2 separate regions of the Homo sapiens genome follow, and region 2 is linked to region 1. A link is an interaction called in ENCODE POLR2A ChIA-PET data of the cell type or tissue named here. Cell type or tissue: A673. All regions are shown on one strand. Each heading gives the region's core, and the rest is flanking DNA. Links, peaks and the distances in the headings are about the cores only.

What was found. ChIA-PET counts read pairs that join two places held together with the same protein. Peaks named below come from ENCODE experiments on the same cell type or tissue, not always from the same donor. Only the 100,000 strongest peaks of a DNase experiment are listed, where the experiment ranks them.
Region 2: POLR2A ChIA-PET joins it to region 1 with 12 read pairs; 12 of 35 experiments call an interaction of 5 or more read pairs at or near these places.

What each region holds. Positions count from the first base shown.
Region 1 is chr20:43,464,407-43,472,926 of GRCh38, forward strand. No RefSeq gene overlaps it. Among named protein-coding and RNA genes, the nearest start is that of SRSF6, 11 kb to the left of the region's middle. In A673, for the core only: no CTCF peak of the experiment used is centred there; a DNase peak (open chromatin) is centred at 2,425; H3K27ac peaks cover 2,311 bases.
Region 2 is chr20:43,566,650-43,574,703 of GRCh38, forward strand. SGK2 (serum/glucocorticoid regulated kinase 2) reads left to right here. Exons shown (of 13, transcript NM_170693.3): 3 at 419-468; 4 at 1,016-1,073; 5 at 1,267-1,350; 6 at 2,736-2,867; 7 at 3,968-4,080; 8 at 4,375-4,411; 9 at 5,402-5,488. Among named protein-coding and RNA genes, the nearest start is that of SGK2, 12 kb to the left of the region's middle. In A673, for the core only: no CTCF peak of the experiment used is centred there; no DNase peak of the experiment used is centred there.

The DNA of each region.
Region 1 (8,520 bases), core at 1-5,000:
CTTGTTTACATATGCCTGTTTATCTTTGAGCAATCCTGCAGATGGCCCCCAGTATAGCACTTAACACAGTCGTTAACTTTTTATTCCTTTTGAATAGAAAGGAATCATGGTTCAAAAATTAGAAGAGTGGGTGCGGTGGCTCATGCCTGTAATCCCGGCACTTTGGGAGGCCAAGACAGGAGGATCACCTGAGCTCAGGAATTCAAGACCAGCCTGGCCAACATGGTGAAACCCTGTCTCCACCAAAAATATAAAAATTAGCCAGGCATGGTGTTGCGTGCTTGTAGTCCTACTACTTGGGAGACTGAGACAGACAGAAGAATTGCTTGAACCCAGGAGGCGGAGGTTGCAGTTAGCCAAGATAACACCATGGCACTCCAGCCTGGGCGACAGAGTGAAACCCTGTCTCAAAAAAAATTTTTTTTCAATGTGTTTTCTGGGAACAGGGCCATTATCTTCTGTAACTACAGAATTATCAAAATCAGGAAATTAACTGATAAAATACTGTTGTCTGATACACAGTTCATACCGAAGTTTCATCAGTTGTCCCTTAATGTCCCTTACATTTTTTCTCTTGGTCCAAGATTCATTGGTTGCATTTTGTTGTCATGGTTCTTGAGTCTCTAAATCTCTAATGCATCCTCAGGCTTTTTCTTCATGTTACTTTTTGAAGAGGAGTTAATATACCTAGCCTCCAGTTAGCCTCCTCTCCCTCAAAATTATTTTAAAAAATGACTTAATAGTGATCCAGGTTATTAACATGGGTCACTGGACATAATACATCGAGGACAGAGTCTCATTCTTGTGATATTCCTGCCCAAAATGCTGTCATGTAGAAACGAGACAAATCCAAGATGAGGGCAAAACCTACAAAATAAACTTTTCTTCCCCCCACGAGACAGAGTTTAACTATTGTTACCCAGGCTGGAGTGCGATGGTGCAATCTCAGCTCACCACAACCTCCACCTCCTGGGCTGAAGCTATTCACCTCCCTCAACCTCCCGAGTAGCTGGGATTACAGGCATGTGCCACCACGCCCAGCTAAGATTGTATTTTTTTAATAGAGGCAGGGTTTCTCCATGTTGGTCAGGCTGATCTCGAACTCCTGACCTCAGGTGATCCCCCGCCTCGGCCTCCCAAAGTGCTGGGACTACAGGTGTGAGCTACCTTGCCTGGCCTTCTACCATAAAGGAATTGCTTTGGAGGGGTGGCGGGGAGGAGGGGGCAGGTACACTATATGGGTTTTCTTTAGGTTTTCTGTTTTTTAAGAGATGGAGTCTCACTCTGTTACCCAGGCTGGAGTGCAGTGGTGCAATCATGGGCCCAAGCGATGCTCCCACCTCAGTCTCCCAAATTGCCGAGACAAGTGTGCACCACCACACCCAGCTAAGGGAGTAGACTTTTAAAGGTAAGGTTTAAAGAAGGTGGTTTTTTATTTTTGTCTTTAGGAGGGAACCAATTTGGAGATTAAGAGCTGCTGAAGGCAAAGCTTTGATGGCATCAGATAGAACCCCCATTACTGCTGAAAGCAGAGCAAGTCCCCTAGCCCAAGGCCAAAAGGATTGGGAGGCAAATAAGTTGCACCCTCATCTATAAAACAAGACCTGCTAATATTGTGAAAAGTAAATACTATTATCAAAGCATTTGGCATAGTCACTCATTAAATAGTAACTGCATTTAGGAAAACATTCTGAAATAGAAGAGCTAAACTCTCCGGGTGTGATGGCTCATTCCTGTAAAGGAGGCCAAGGCAGGCAGATCACTTGAGATCAGCAGTTGGAGACCAGCCTGGCTAACATGGTGAAACCCCATCTCTACTAATAATACAAAAAGCTGGGCGTGGTGGCGCAGGCCTGTAATCCCCGCTACCCTGGAGACCAAGGCAAAAGAAACGCCTGAACCTAGGAGGGGGGTTTACAGTGAGCAGAGACTGCACCACTGTACTCCAGCCTGAGCAACAGAGCAAGACTCTGTCTCAAAAAAAGAAAAAAAAATAGCTAAACTCTAATAATACTGTTCTAACCAACTTGAGAAAAAGGCAAAACAAAGATGCCAAACGTGGAATGTGGTGCCCAAGTATTAAAGTATCTACTATCCCTACTTTTTCGTCCTTCATGAGCAGCCCGAGTGTACTAAACACATTACTGTTACTTTTGTCATACAAAGTTTCAAACACCAGTGAGAATAGTGGAATGAACCACCCTTGTGCTCCTCTAGCTTTAACAATGTATACCTGTCTACTTCCTCTCCCAAATAATTTTGAAGGAAATCCTAGACATTTTATCTGTAGATGCACTATATAGCTCTTTAAAGACATCTAAACTCTCTTTAAATCTAGAGTCTCTTTGTCCCCTTGCAGTGTGTTTATTGGAGAAGCTAAGTCATTGTCCTGGAGAGTTTCCCAGTCTTGATTTTGCTGATTGCAATCTCATGGCGTCATTAAGTGTATTCTCCTGTATGCTGCATTTCCTGTAAATTAATAGACCTAGAGAAAGCGGGTGTGTGTGTGTGTGTGTGTGTGTGTGTGTGTGTGTGTGAAGGGTCTCACTGTATCACCCAGGTTAGAGTTGCAGTGTTACAATCAGCTCACGCAACTTCTGCCTCCTGGGCTCCAGCGATCGTCCCACCTCAGCCTCCTGAGTAGCTGCCACCATGCCCAGCTAATTTTTTCTCTTTTTGGTAGAGACGGGGTTTCACCATGTTGCCCAGGCTTGTCTCAAACTCCTGACCTCAAGCGATCCTCCCACCTTGGCCTCCCAAAGTGCTGGGATTACAGGCATGAGCCACTGCACCCAGCAAGAAGTGTGGTTCTGCCAAGGCACAGTGGCTCACGCCTGTAATTCCAACACTCTGGGAGGATCCTTTGAGCCCAGGAGTTTGAGACCAGCCTGGGCAACATAGTGAGACCCCATCTCTACAAAAAAATTAAAAATCAGACTGATGCTGCCCACCTGTCCCATCTGCTCAGGAGGCTGAGGTGGGAGGATCACTTGAGCCCAGGAGGTTAAGGCTGCATTGAGCCAATCATGCCTCTGCACTCTAACCTGGGTGACAGAGCAAGACCCTGTCTTAAAAAAAAAAAAAAAAAAAAAAACATGGTTCCCAACCAGCAGCATCAAAATCATCTCCGATGTTAGATGTTACAAATACAGTCTTCACCCCAGACTCTGAATCAAAAACTGTGGATAGAGTCAGGCACAGAAAGACAAACTTCACATGTTCTCACATATTTGTGGGAGCTAAAAATCAAAACAGTTGAATTCCTGGAAATAGTAAAAGGATGGTTATGAGAGGCTGGGAAGGGGTAGTAAGGGGGTGAGGGGTAGGTAGGGATGGTTAATGGGTCCAAAAAAGAATAAAATATAGTATGTGATAGCACACAGGGTGACTATAGTCTGTAATTTAATTGTACATTTTAAAATAAAGACTATATAACTGGATTGTTTGTAACATTAAGGATAAATGCTTGAGGGTATGTCTGTGTAGTGTGGGTAATTAAAAAGAAAAAATAAAAATACAAAAAAATGCTTGAGAGGATGAATACCCCATTTTCCATGTTGCGATTGTTACACATTGCATGTCTGTATCAAAGTATCTCATTTACTTTATGAATATATACACCTACTATGTACCCACAACAATTTTTTTTTTTTTTTTGAGATAGAGTATCGCTCTGTTGGCCCAGCCAACTTTTTTTTTAAACAAATAAATTAAAACTCTGGGCCGGGCACAGTGGCTCACTCCTATAATCCCAGCACTTTGGTAGGCCGAGGCAGGTGGATCACCTGAGGTCAGGAGTTCGAGACCAGCCTGAGCAAGGTCGTGAAACCCCACCTCTACTAAAAATACAAAAATTAGCCGGGCATGGTGTCGCATGCCTGCAATCCCAACTACTTGGGAGGCTGAGGCAGGAGAATTCCTTGAACCCAGGAGGTAGAGGTTGCAGTGAGCCAAGATCGTGCTCCAGTATGGGGACCGAGTGATACTCTGTCTCAAATAAATATTTAAAAAATAAAACTGGGTAGAGCGCAGCCATAGGTGTTTTTTAAAGCCCCTTAGGTGGTTCTGGCACATACTAAAACTTAAGACCCACTATTCTAGTGGTTTTGTCAAATTCCAATTTTAAAAAAAAATTTGAATAGGATGTGCAAGTGCAGGTTTGTTACATGCATATATTCTGTCGGTGAGTCTGGGCTTTCAGTGTGCCCATCACCACCTTTATTTTTGTTTCAAAACTTCTTGGGGGCTGGGCATCGTGGCTCATGCCTGTAATCCCAGCACTTTTGGGAGGCTGAGGTAGGCAGATGACTTGAGCCCAGGAATTCAAGACCAGCCTGGGCAACATAGGGAGACCCTGCTTCTACAAAAAAATAGAAAAATTGGCCAGGCATGGTGGCAGGTGCCTGTAGTCCCAGCTACTTGGGAGGCTGAAGTGGAGGATCACCTGGGCCCTGGAGGTGGAGGCTGCAGTGAGCCGAGATCACGCCTCTGCACTCCAGCCTGGGTGACAGAGCAAGACTGTCTCAAAAAAAAGAAAAAACAGAAAACTACGTGGGGGCGAGTGCGGTGTCCCACACCTATAGGAAGCCAAGGTGGGAGGAGTTCAAGGAGTTGAAGGCCAGGAGTTCAAGACCAGCCTGGGTAACTTAGCAAGACCCCATTTGAACGTCTTTTTTGTCATAATGGCAACCATTGATTATTTTTGCCTAGATACATTAAACCATGGACTTGTGGCTTTAAACATTTATTTCAATCCATTGCAGCTCGTCTTATCAATGCTACCTTTTTATTTTTTTCTTTTTTGAGTTAGGGTCTCACTCTGTTACTTAGGCTGGAATACAGTGGCATGATCACGGCTCACTGCAGCCTTAACCTCCTGGGGTCAAGCCATCCTCCCACCTCAGCCTCCCAAGTAGCTGGGACTACAGGCACATGCCACCACGCCTGGCTAATTTTTGTATTTTTTGTAGGGACGGAGTTTCGCCATGTTAGCCAGGCTGCTTTTGAACTCCTGAGCTCAAGCAATCTGCCTGCCTCTGCCTCCCAAAGTGTTGGGATTACAGAGGTGGGCCACTGTGCCTGGCCTTCTAATCAATGATACCTAATTCTGTCTTCGGTCAGTGGAACTCAACTCAATTTGTCTCCTGAGTCCTTTTGAAACTATTCTAATCTTGTCAGTTTCCTCGCTTTCTGGTATGGTAAGATTTCCAGCATCATGTTGTACATTTTCAGTCCAGATCTGAAATCAGTCATTTCTCCAAGGAGCCCTGGTTTTGTTGGAAATGGTATTTAGCAACCAGTCTGGGCAATAAGCAAATTCATTGCCACTTGTTTGGTCATAGGCCTTTTCGGTGGACAGAGCTAGGAAAATATTACCTGATTCTCCCTCTAGCCACACAAATCATGTTACCTTCTGGTCATCTGAAGGTCCTCTCTTCTCCAAGCGGAAACCCTCTCAACCCTGCCTCAGTCAGTGCCACAGTTTTGAATCTCCTAACTATATGTTGTCTTTCTGCACTCTTAATTTGTGAGTGCCACTCTTTTTTTTTTTTTTTTTTTCTGAGGCGGAGTCTTGCTCTGTTGCCCAGGCTGGAGTGCAATGGCGCGATCTCAGCTCACTGCAAGCTCCGCCTCGCGGGTTCACGCCATTCTCCTGCCTCAGCCTCCCAAGTAGCTGGGACTACAGGCACCCGCCACCACGCCTGGCTAATTTTTTTTGTATTTTTGGTAGAGACGGGGTTTCACCATGTTAGCCAGGATGGTCTCGATCTCCTGACTTCATGATCCGCCCGCCTCGGCCTCCCAAAGTGCTGGGATTACAGGCATGAGCCACCGTACCCGGCGTTGTGTGTGCCACTCTTACAGAGTGGTGTCCACTGGTAGACAAAGCACTCCAGGTTTGCTCTAACCTGCTCAAAGCAGAGCAGTACATGGCTTCCCTGCCTGGATATATGGTTCCTCAGCTGACTTCTGGGCCGTTTCTGGCAAAGGGATAAGAGGATTAAAAGGAAACTGTTTCTCTAAGATCCTGCAGCCTCTTTTCCGCGCCGTCAGAGGGTTTAAAGCAGATAATGTGTCATCTTGCTCTGAATAATGAGTAGAGGAAGAAGGAAAATTCAGAGCCTAACTTTCAATGTGATTCTAGAGTACACAACAGCACTATAAATGGAATGAGTAAATAAATACCTCAAATTATAGTTTTCATCCACCTTGACCATTGCCTGCAGACCTAGCAGTAACTCAAGTCCAGACAACAGTGTGGCTGTGATCATAATAAGATGATCAGTGCTCACTAGTGTTTTCAGGAAGTTTTTCAGGAAGCCCTCGAAAAGTATAGCACCATGAGTCATCATAGTCCAACTCATATTCAGTAAGCGTTTATTAAAAACTTTGGCCGGGCGCAGTGGCTCACACCTGTAATCCCTGCACTTTGGGAGGCCGAGGCGGGTAGATCGCTTGAGGTCAGGAGGTCAAGACCGGCCTGGCCAACAGGGCGAAACCCCATCACTACTAAAAATACAAAAATTAGCTGGGCATGGTGGTGGGCGCCTGTAATCCCAGCTAGTCCAGAGGCTGAAGCAGGAGGATCACTTGAACCCAGGAGGCAGAGGTTGCAGTAAGCCAAGATCACCCCACTGCACTCCATCCTGGGCGACAGAGCAAGACTCTGTCTCCAAAAAAAAAAAAAAAAATGCCTTACCAGATGTGTGGTAGATTACATTACTATAAGAAATATTTATTGTCTCCCTTTTCTGCATTTATGAGTACTTCCCTCACTTGATGTTGGCCAATGGAATTTAGCAGGCATGATCTATTTGGTAGGCTGAATGATGCCCTCCCCCACCCCCCAAAAGGTCCACGAGCTAATCTCCAGAACCTGTGAATATGTAACTTAACATTGTAAAAGACACTTTGCAGATGTAATTAAATAACGTTCTGGAGATGTAATTATCTGGCTAGGCCCAGTGTAATCACAAAGGGAGGCTTTTTTTTTGACTCTCCAGCCTCCCTTATAATCTAGAGAGGCTGGAGAGTCAAAAATCAGAAAAAGTTGGTGTAAAAATGGAAGCAACAGTAGATTGGAGATGCTCTACTGTCAGCTCTGAAGATGGACGGAGCCACGGAACAAGGAAACGGATTCTCCCTAAGGGAGCACAGCCCTGCCGACTCCCTGACTGGGCCCATGCCTCCCTCCCTCCCTTGATTGGCCCAGTGAAACCCATTTCTGACTTTTGACCTCCAGAACCATAAGACAATAAATTTGTGTTATTAGGTTGGTGTAAATGTAATTGCAGTTTTTGCCATTACTTTGAAAATATTTTAGGCCGGGCGCTGTGGCTCACGCCTGTAATCCCAGCACTTTGGGAGGCCGAGGAGGGCGGATCACGAGGTCAGGAGATCGAGACCATCCTCACTAACATGGTGAAACCCCGTCTCTACTAAAAATACAAAAAATTAGCCAGGAGTGGTGGCGGGCACCTGTAGCTCCAGCTACTCGGGAGGATGAGGCAGGAGAATGGCGTGAACCTGGGACTCGGAGGTTGCAGTGAGCCGACATGTGCCACTGCACTCCAGCCTGGGTGACAGAGCAAGACTCCATCTCAAAAAAAAAAAAAAAAAAAATTTTAGACCACCAAGTTTGTGGTAATTTGTTACCAAAGCTCCAGAAAAATTATTACAACACAGCTAAAGCCTTAAGACACACTTGCACACCTGGGCTTGCTCTCCTGCATCCCAGCTGTCTCCATGAGAATAATACACCTCAGCCAGCCTGCTGGTCCAAGAGGACAAGAGACAGGCTGGCCAGAGCTGCCTGTGAGCCTTGGCCACCAGCTCGAAGCAGAACCCAGCCAGATCAGCCAACCTGCAGAAATGTGAAAAGTAAAAATGTAGTGGTGTGTGCTACTCAGTTTTGGGGGTTAGGGACAATGATAGCTAACTGATACGGGGTGCTAGGCAACTCCACATATGTCCCTGCAATAACTATACGTGGTAGAAACTGTTACCCAGCATTTTACAGATGATGAAACAGGTCAGGTAAACCCACATGCCCAAAGTCACACACAAGGCAGCATTCTGAAGTTCAGTCGTTTCATTTTGCCTAAATGAATATGAGAGATATCTTCCATTTTTCCATCCCAATTCCCTATCCGCCTGTCTGAGCCTCAGGAAACTAGCCTCATGACTTCCTCCACACACTTCCCTGCCCTCTGGTTTCTGAGTGGGACGTGGAGAGAGGGAGGAGATGGAAGTTGGGGTCTTTATTCCCACAGCACCCCACCCCTACCCCCGCAGACTTAACTAAGGCTGGCAGTGGCCTTCAACCAAAGGCCATAGTGTCTGGTGTACACAGCCCTCTTGTTCCAAGTCCCGGTAACCACTGCCTCCCCTTGTCCTAGCCCCTCCGTCTTACGCTAACCATTGTAATTTTTCTACATCCTGCCCACACCATTATAAATAAGTTAATGATTTATTGTGTCGTCTTCAAATTACTGAAGTGGGGAGTGTGCCTTCTGTTTC
Region 2 (8,054 bases), core at 1,555-6,554, 100 kb after region 1:
TGAGCCACTTGCAGGGTGAATAGAGTAGAGATTTGAAATAGGGCTTCAAGATGAACTGGAAAAATCATGAGATTTGTCATGGAGACACCTGGGTCGTATCCCAACCTGGTTGCCTGTGAGACCCTGGGCAACTCCTCTCTGGGCCTCAGTTTCCTCGCCTATTCAATTAGCACAACAGCCAGCTGCCTCCCAAGGCTGTTTTGAGAAGTGGGTAAGATGGTGGATAAGTGGATTTGTGGGTGGGTAGAAGGAGGGAGGGAGGGAGGGAGGCGGGCAGGCGGGCAGGTGAAAAAAAAAGAAAAGAAAAAGGCAGGCAGGCCTAGTAGAGTTGTTGGAGAAGGGATCAGGGCCTGGGCCAGGAGAAAGGGAGGTAGCCAAGGAGTAGGGATCTGCTGATCATAATCACTTCTTTCTTTAGCCCTCCAGGGCCAATGGGAACATCAACCTGGGGCCTTCAGCCAACCCAAAGTGAGTTCTGGTCCCTCAAGCACCTTTCCTACTTGACTCCCCTCATACCTGGCTCCCCTTGCCTTGGGAATAAAATCCAGATTCTCTGGTCTAGCATTCAAGACTGTCTGCCATCTGGGCCCAGGACCTTTCCCCAGCTCTATCTCCCACAAATTCCCCAGCCTCTGCCCATGCTGAACCCTCTTCCTGCAATGCCACCTAAATGTCTGCATTGTTAGCAACTCCCCACACTTCAGGCCCTTCTGAGGGGCTTTGGGTACCAGAACCCTGCCTTCTATGCAGGCCTTCTGTGCAGTATGTCTGGTTTTATCTCTACCCTCTGCCTGTTGTTTAACTTGAATTTGAGTTCCCCTGGGGCCAGGGTGAATCTTACAAGCCCTCTTTCGGCTGGGAGAACATGGGGTTCTTCGGGGGTGAGGAGGCATGGCTCCTGGAAGGCTCTCTGTATTTCCCCATTCTAAAGTTAAAAAGAAGCCCAGGTTTGTTCTCAGGCACCAGGTTTCCAGACATTGCAAATGCTGATCCGTGTTTTTCCCTCTTCCCCCAGTGCCCAGCCCACGGACTTCGACTTCCTCAAAGTCATCGGCAAAGGGAACTACGGGAAGGTGAGTGACTTGGTGAGGGTGGGAAGCCTGGGTCTTCCCTTCTGCAGCCTCTTCCAGCCCCTGCTGCCACTTGTATGTATGAAGAGAGAGCACTCGCACCTGCAGACAAAAGCAGGGGCAGGCGGGAGGCCTTGTACTGCTGTTGGGAAGTCCAAAGTCACCTACAGGGCCTCAAATTCATGTTTCTTCTCAGGTCCTACTGGCCAAGCGCAAGTCTGATGGGGCGTTCTATGCAGTGAAGGTACTACAGAAAAAGTCCATCTTAAAGAAGAAAGAGGTACCAGAGCTCGGGCACAGGCATTTCTTCTTCTGCTTCTCAAGCCGCAGCCTAGGGTGGCTTTCAAAGATGGGTCCCACCTCTGACAGGTCCATGGGCCTGGGTGCAGAAGTGGTCACAACAAAGGGTAGAGGGGAGGTGGTACGCAGGATGCTGGCCCTTCTCAAAGAAAGCAGGCCAAGCCATCTCACCACAGGGCTTTCAGGAAAACCAGCCTGGCTTTGCCTTCCCCTGGGAAACACAGGCTCCACGATGGACAAGTCTTCTGCCTGCTCCAAGTGCCAGGCTCCCCATCTGTATAATGTGGAGCCCCACTTTATTCTCTCTGAAGACCCTTCATGCCATCAGGCCATATGGCTGGAGTGCAGTAGTGCAATCACAGCTCACTGCAGCCTCAAACTCCTGGGCTTAAGCAATCCTCCCGCCTCAGCCTCCCAAAGTGCTGGGGTTAGAGGCATGAGCTACATGCACAGCACATCATGGACTTCTTTTTTTGTTGTTGAGACAGAGTCTTGCTCTGTCACCCAGGCTGGAGTGCAATGGCACCATCTCAGCTCACTGCAACCTCCGCCTCCTGAGTTCAAGTGATCTCATGCCTCAGCCTCCCCAGTAGCTGAGACTAAAGGCACCCGCCACCACTCCTGGCTAATTTTTGTATTTTTAGTAGAGATGGGGTTTTGCCATGTTGGTCAGGCTCCTGGCCTCAAGAGATCCGCTGGCCTCAGCCTCCCAAAGTGCTGGGATTACAGGCATGAGCTACCACACTCAGCCCCATCATGGATTTCTTGATGCCTCAGCTGACCTGAGTTCCTTTAACACCTGACTCCATTAGTAGGCCAGAGCAGGCCCAGAGAGAGGATTGCATAGGAGGTTGGGGGACTCAGAGAAAAGAGAGATTAATGTTAACAAGGTCTCCGTGGGGGGTGGAATGGGAGGTCTTCCTGAGGGAGGCAGCGGTGCAGCTGGCCTTGATGGTGGGATTCTGATGGTCTGAAAAGAGGGTGCGACATCCAGGAAGAGGAAATAGCATGAGCAAATACATGAATATGGATAGTGTGTGGCTTCTTTCCCTTAGGAACTCAGTTATGTAGGCATCACACATGCTTTGCTTTTCACTCCAAGGGCAAGAAGCTCTGATACAGGGGCTAGAGCTGTGCCCACATGAACTAGCTTAGGATGAGGCTGACCACCCTGAGCCCTGAATACTAAGGAAGGAACTTGGGCCTGGCTCTAAGGGCAATAGGGAGCCATTGTGGGTGTTTGAGCAGGGGCATGAGAAAGTCCTGGGTAGGATGACCCCCACCCACAAGCTTATATGGGCTGAGCCGGGATAAAAGAGGCTGTTGTGGGCTGTGACATGGACCCCTCTCTTTGTGACTCCACAGCAGAGCCACATCATGGCAGAGCGCAGTGTGCTTCTGAAGAACGTGCGGCACCCCTTCCTCGTGGGCCTGCGCTACTCCTTCCAGACACCTGAGAAGCTCTACTTCGTGCTCGACTATGTCAACGGGGGAGAGGTGGGTGGGCCCACAGGGAGGCTTCCCTGGGCTGGCTCTCGGCTGGGAGCTGTCCATCCCACATGCCCACTGCATGCCAAGTTCTGGAATGATCTCACTTCATCTTACAATAGACCCATTTTGTAGCTAAAGAAACTGAGGTTCAGGGAGGTAATCATTTGCTCAAGGCCACCCAGCGCATACCTGGTAGAGTCAGGACTTGAATTCAGGTCTGTTAGACTCCCCACCATAATGCTTTCTTGCCTTCCTCATTCAGAGTTGCCCATAGACGCACTTTGATAGGCCCGGGAAAGGTCAATGCTAAGAGGAGCTCGTGGTCAAGGTTTCTAGTGCTCCCATAGGCCACAGGGTGGGATTGACTGGTCACTGTGGTAAACAGAGACCTCAAGGCCACCTGGTGACCCAGAAGCACAGCTGGGACAAGCAGAGCTCCCTCCTGGGCTTCACTCTGTCTCTCTGGTCAAGATGCAAAATGTAGTGGAGCTCCAGTCAGTGACCCCAGATTTAACCTGCGTGATCTCTTGCCTTTCAGAATGATGCTAAGAGGGGGGTTTTTGTCCTGCATCCCTAAGTGAAGGGCTTTCCATGCCAGCAAAATAGTCCAAAAACATTGGCCCATGGGTGGATCTAACCTGAGCTCAGTCTGACAGCCGTATCATCATATCGCCTGGATTGATGGAAAAGCATAATCTTTGAACCACGCAGGTTCAAATGCCAGCTCTGCCAATTATAAGCTACATGACCTTGGGCAAGTCGCCTAACCATTCTGACCCCTCCTAGCTTCCTCTTACATGAAACTAGCATGACACTTGTACCTTGAAGGTTGTCATGAGGATTAAATAAGAGATGTGGAAGGGCCTGACTTGGAACCTGGAACACAGGAGGTGCTTAAGCAATGCTAACTCATCTCTTCTTCTGCTGACTCTTTGGACACCCGGGACTGCTGTGTGGGGCAGGGGCCAGCATGCACTCTTTTGGTAGGAAGAATGCTGCAGGTCAGAGAGGGAGTGAGCTCGCAGCCGCACAGGGCGGGGAGCAGGTGCACCCTAGCCCTACAGCAGCCACCCAATAACTCCTGTCACACTCCTCCTCCCCTCCAGCTCTTCTTCCACCTGCAGCGGGAGCGCCGGTTCCTGGAGCCCCGGGCCAGGTTCTACGCTGCTGAGGTGGCCAGCGCCATTGGCTACCTGCACTCCCTCAACATCATTTACAGGTGAGGCCTGCCTGTGGCTCAGAGCCAGGACCAAGCCCTTCTTGCTCCAACAGCTAGGGGTTGTGTGGACACTAAATCCTGATGAAATCCTGGTGGACTTGGTCCTTTGTTTTGGGTGGGGTTGGAGTCTCCTCCTCCGAGGTCCAAGTGCCCAGCCTTTCTGGGCTCTCCTTCTGCATCTCTGGCAACCTCCATGAATAGTTCTCCTGCCAGGACCACCCCCCGCCCAGGTCTCCAACTCTCCTCACTAAATGGCTGAGACACCTCAAGGCTGTTTTCTCTTATTTTCTGCAGGGATCTGAAACCAGAGAACATTCTCTTGGACTGCCAGGTTGGTGTGTGTGTGTGTGTGTGTGTGTGTGTGTGTGTGTGTATGTGGTTGCACAGGTACACTATCTGACCATGAGTCTGTGTACATGGGTGTGCATGCATTGTACATGTATGCATATAGGTAGAGGAGGCATTTGAGCATATGTGTGTGTGCCCATGCACATGTACACACATACATATGTGCACATGAGACTGTACATGTATATGTGTGCATGCATGTACATAGGGGGCAGGGGTGGAGCCAGGTGGAGGCTGGTGGAGTTTGTCTTAGACTGGGCTCCATGGAAACAGACTCTGAGATGGAGAGGAGGCAGAAGCTTTATTGGGGAACATTCTCAAGAGATAACACTTTTAAAGGGGTAAAAAAACAGGATTGGGCAAAGGAAGAAGCTCACCTGCATTGTAGTTACCAGTGGGGCCTCAGCTGATCTTGCCGGCAGGGGGAGGGCCTGAGCTGGGGTGGGTCTCTAGGATTGTCCCAAAATGAGACAAAGAGGATGGGCCTTTGTGCCCCTGGACATGGATTGCTCCTAGGGACGGGGCATAACTTTGGGTGCGGGCAATGTTCTAGCAGCAGGGGGATGGGGATAGGCATGGTTCTTCTGTAGCCTGGTTTCAGAAGAGGGATCCAGGCAGAACCCCACAGTATCTACTCATTCTACCTTCCTGCCCAGCTGCCACAAGGTGTGATTGCTTTCTGAGTCCCCAGCCTCTGTCTAGGGGTTTTCTGTCCACAAGCTGCCACTGTCGTAGGGGTGGGTCTGAGTTTGTGATGAGCTGTGGGCAAACAGTGGAATGCCCACCCGGCCCCCTGTGCTGCTCCTGACATCCAGTCCAGGAGCCCTGTGTTGGAGTGGAGCCTCCAGCCTGTGCCTGGGCATCAGATCCCACAGCTGCTGCCCTGGGGTGTGGCATCTGGGCTTTGGGGGTTAGGCCTGGCCATACCCTTGGCTCATACCACCCTCCAGCCCATGCCCTCCGTCATTCTCAGGGACACGTGGTGCTGACGGATTTTGGCCTCTGCAAGGAAGGTGTAGAGCCTGAAGACACCACATCCACATTCTGTGGTACCCCTGAGGTAAGCGTAAACATCCCAGGAGAGGGGAGGTCATGAGTGGGTGAGGCCACAGCTCCTGATTAGAGCCAACAGGTTACAGTGAAGGGGACTCACTCCTTTGACCCAAACACTTCTCCTGAGTGGGCTATACACTGAACTGTGGTTTCCTCATCTATGTAATGGGGGTACCAGCTCTAGGACTGCTGAGACCCAGCCAGCTAGCTGCTGGTGAAGCTCTACTGCAGTGCTATCCAGTAGAAATAGAAATAGAAACGCAGGCTGGGCACAGTGGCTCACGCCTGTAATCCCAGCACTTTGGGAGGCTGAGGTGGGCAGATCACCTGAGGTCAGGAGTTTGAGACCAGCCTGGGTAACATGGTGAAACCCCATCTCTACTAAAAATACAAAAAATTAGCTGGGCACGGTGACGGGCACCTATAGTCCCAGCTACTCGGGAGGCTGAGGCAGGAGAATCGCTTGAATACAGGAGGCAGAGGTTGCAGTGAGCCAAGACTGTGCCACTGCACTCCAGCCTGGGCAACAAGAGTGAAACTCCATCTCAAAAAAAAAGAAAAAAGAAAGAAATTCAAACCACATAAACACTTTAAAAACTTCCAGCAGCCACATTTAAAAAGTAAGAAAGTAACAGGTGAAATTAATTTTAATGATGTATTTTATTTAACCCAATATATCCAATATTCTCATTTCAACATACCATCAATATAAAACTGGTTGAAATATTTTATTCCTTTTTTTTTTCTAACTAAGTCTTGAAAATCTGGCATGAATTTTAACACTTACAGCCCATCTCAATTTGGAGCAGCCACATTTGAAGTGTTCGATAGCCACGTGCAGCCAGTGGCTGCTATATTGTACACTACTGATCTGCAGGGTGAAGGCCACGTGCAACAAGAGGGCCTGGCCTGAGTGTTAAGACCTGGGCTGGCAAGTGTAAACCACAGGTCCGTGTCCATCTTCCAGCTGCCAAGAGCCTGGAGGGTTACAATTTGCAGATCTCAGCAGTCATTCAGACATGTCTATATGTCCTGCCAAGGTCTCTCTGCAGCCCTGAAGTTAAAACCTTTCTTTGGGCCAGGCGTGGTGGCTCACGCCTGTAATCTCAACACTTTGGTAGGCCGAGGCAGGCAGATCACCTGAGGTCAGGAGTTCGACACCAGCCTGGCCAACATGGCGAAACCCCGTCTCTACTAAAAATACAAAAATTAGCCAGGTGTGCTGGCAGGCACCTGTAATCCCAGCTACTCAGGAGGCTGAGGCAGGAGAATCGCTTGAACCTGGGAGGCAGAGGTTGCAGTGAGCCGAGATCGGGTCATTGCACTCCAGCCTGGTGGACAAGAGCGAGACTCTGTCTCAAAAAAAAAAAAAAAAAAAACTTTATTTGAACTCCCACCAGTCTTGGACCTTGGACCTTGGACCTGAAGGGGTCCCCAGTGGCTAGACAGACGTCAGGGTGAGGGTTGGAGGGCTGAGGCTACAGACTGGGAGACTCCTCCCCACCTGGCATGAGACAGGACCTCAGCTGCTCTCTTTTTCTCCATATGCTTGAAAAGCTGGGTCTTAGATCTAATGGCCTCCTCACTTTAGTTCTAGGGTAGCTGATGGTCGGATGAACTCTCTGAGCAGGAGCCATGGTCTGTGTTTGGGTATGGTGGGTGGTGTTTGCTGGATAAAGCCAGCGCCCCAAAGCCTGACAGTCCAGCCATCCCTTCCTTGGACGTTGCTAGGGACGGGAACAAAGGATATGGAACCCCAGCTCATGTAGGAGACATGTGGCCCCAACACATCACCTTTACCACGACTCAGCCACTGCCATGGTGTTGGGGGGCACAGGCAAGAGTAGCCATGGTTGCTCCCATTGTTTGAGGGCCAGCACATATGTTAGCATCTTAGAACAGCTTCTAGCAGGGATTTGGTATCTTCACATTTTTAGGATGAAAAAACCAGGGTCTGAGAGGTTAAATGCCCTGCCTGAGACCACGTACCAACCACGGCTCAGGTCTGTGTGACTCTGCCCTTCCCTAGACCCCACACAGTCTCTCAGAGCAGCTTTTCCTGTTGCTGAGACCTTGCCCCCGACTCGGTGGCAGAGACACCAGGCTAAGAAGTCAGTAAGCCTCTTTTTTTTGTTCCCAGGTTCTCTTCCTCATGCAAGGCATAGAGACATGGTGTACATTTATTTATCAATAGCTCAGGGGTCACCCCCTCCTTCCTGACCCTCTCGTCTGACCCTAGGGTTTCCAGCACAAGGATATGCCACATGTACTTTTACTTACACTCACATTAGTCTCCACACTGCCCTGTGAGAGTACTCCCGGGGCCTTCCGTTCCCAGGACACGGATAGCCAGTTGAATGCCTTTGCAAAAATAGAAAAAGGCATCCCCTCCGGGCAGACTAATTAGAAAAAGCACCCCTTGAAACAAAAATAAAGTTGCCGGATAATACCTTTGAACTAGTGTTGCGGCTTGGTGAGTGGATTACAGCCATGAGTGCAGCCCCCTTTACCCTTTTGGCTGGTGCTTTTGTGTGGTACACACCATGTAAATTGCACAAAGCAGTCCTGGCTGA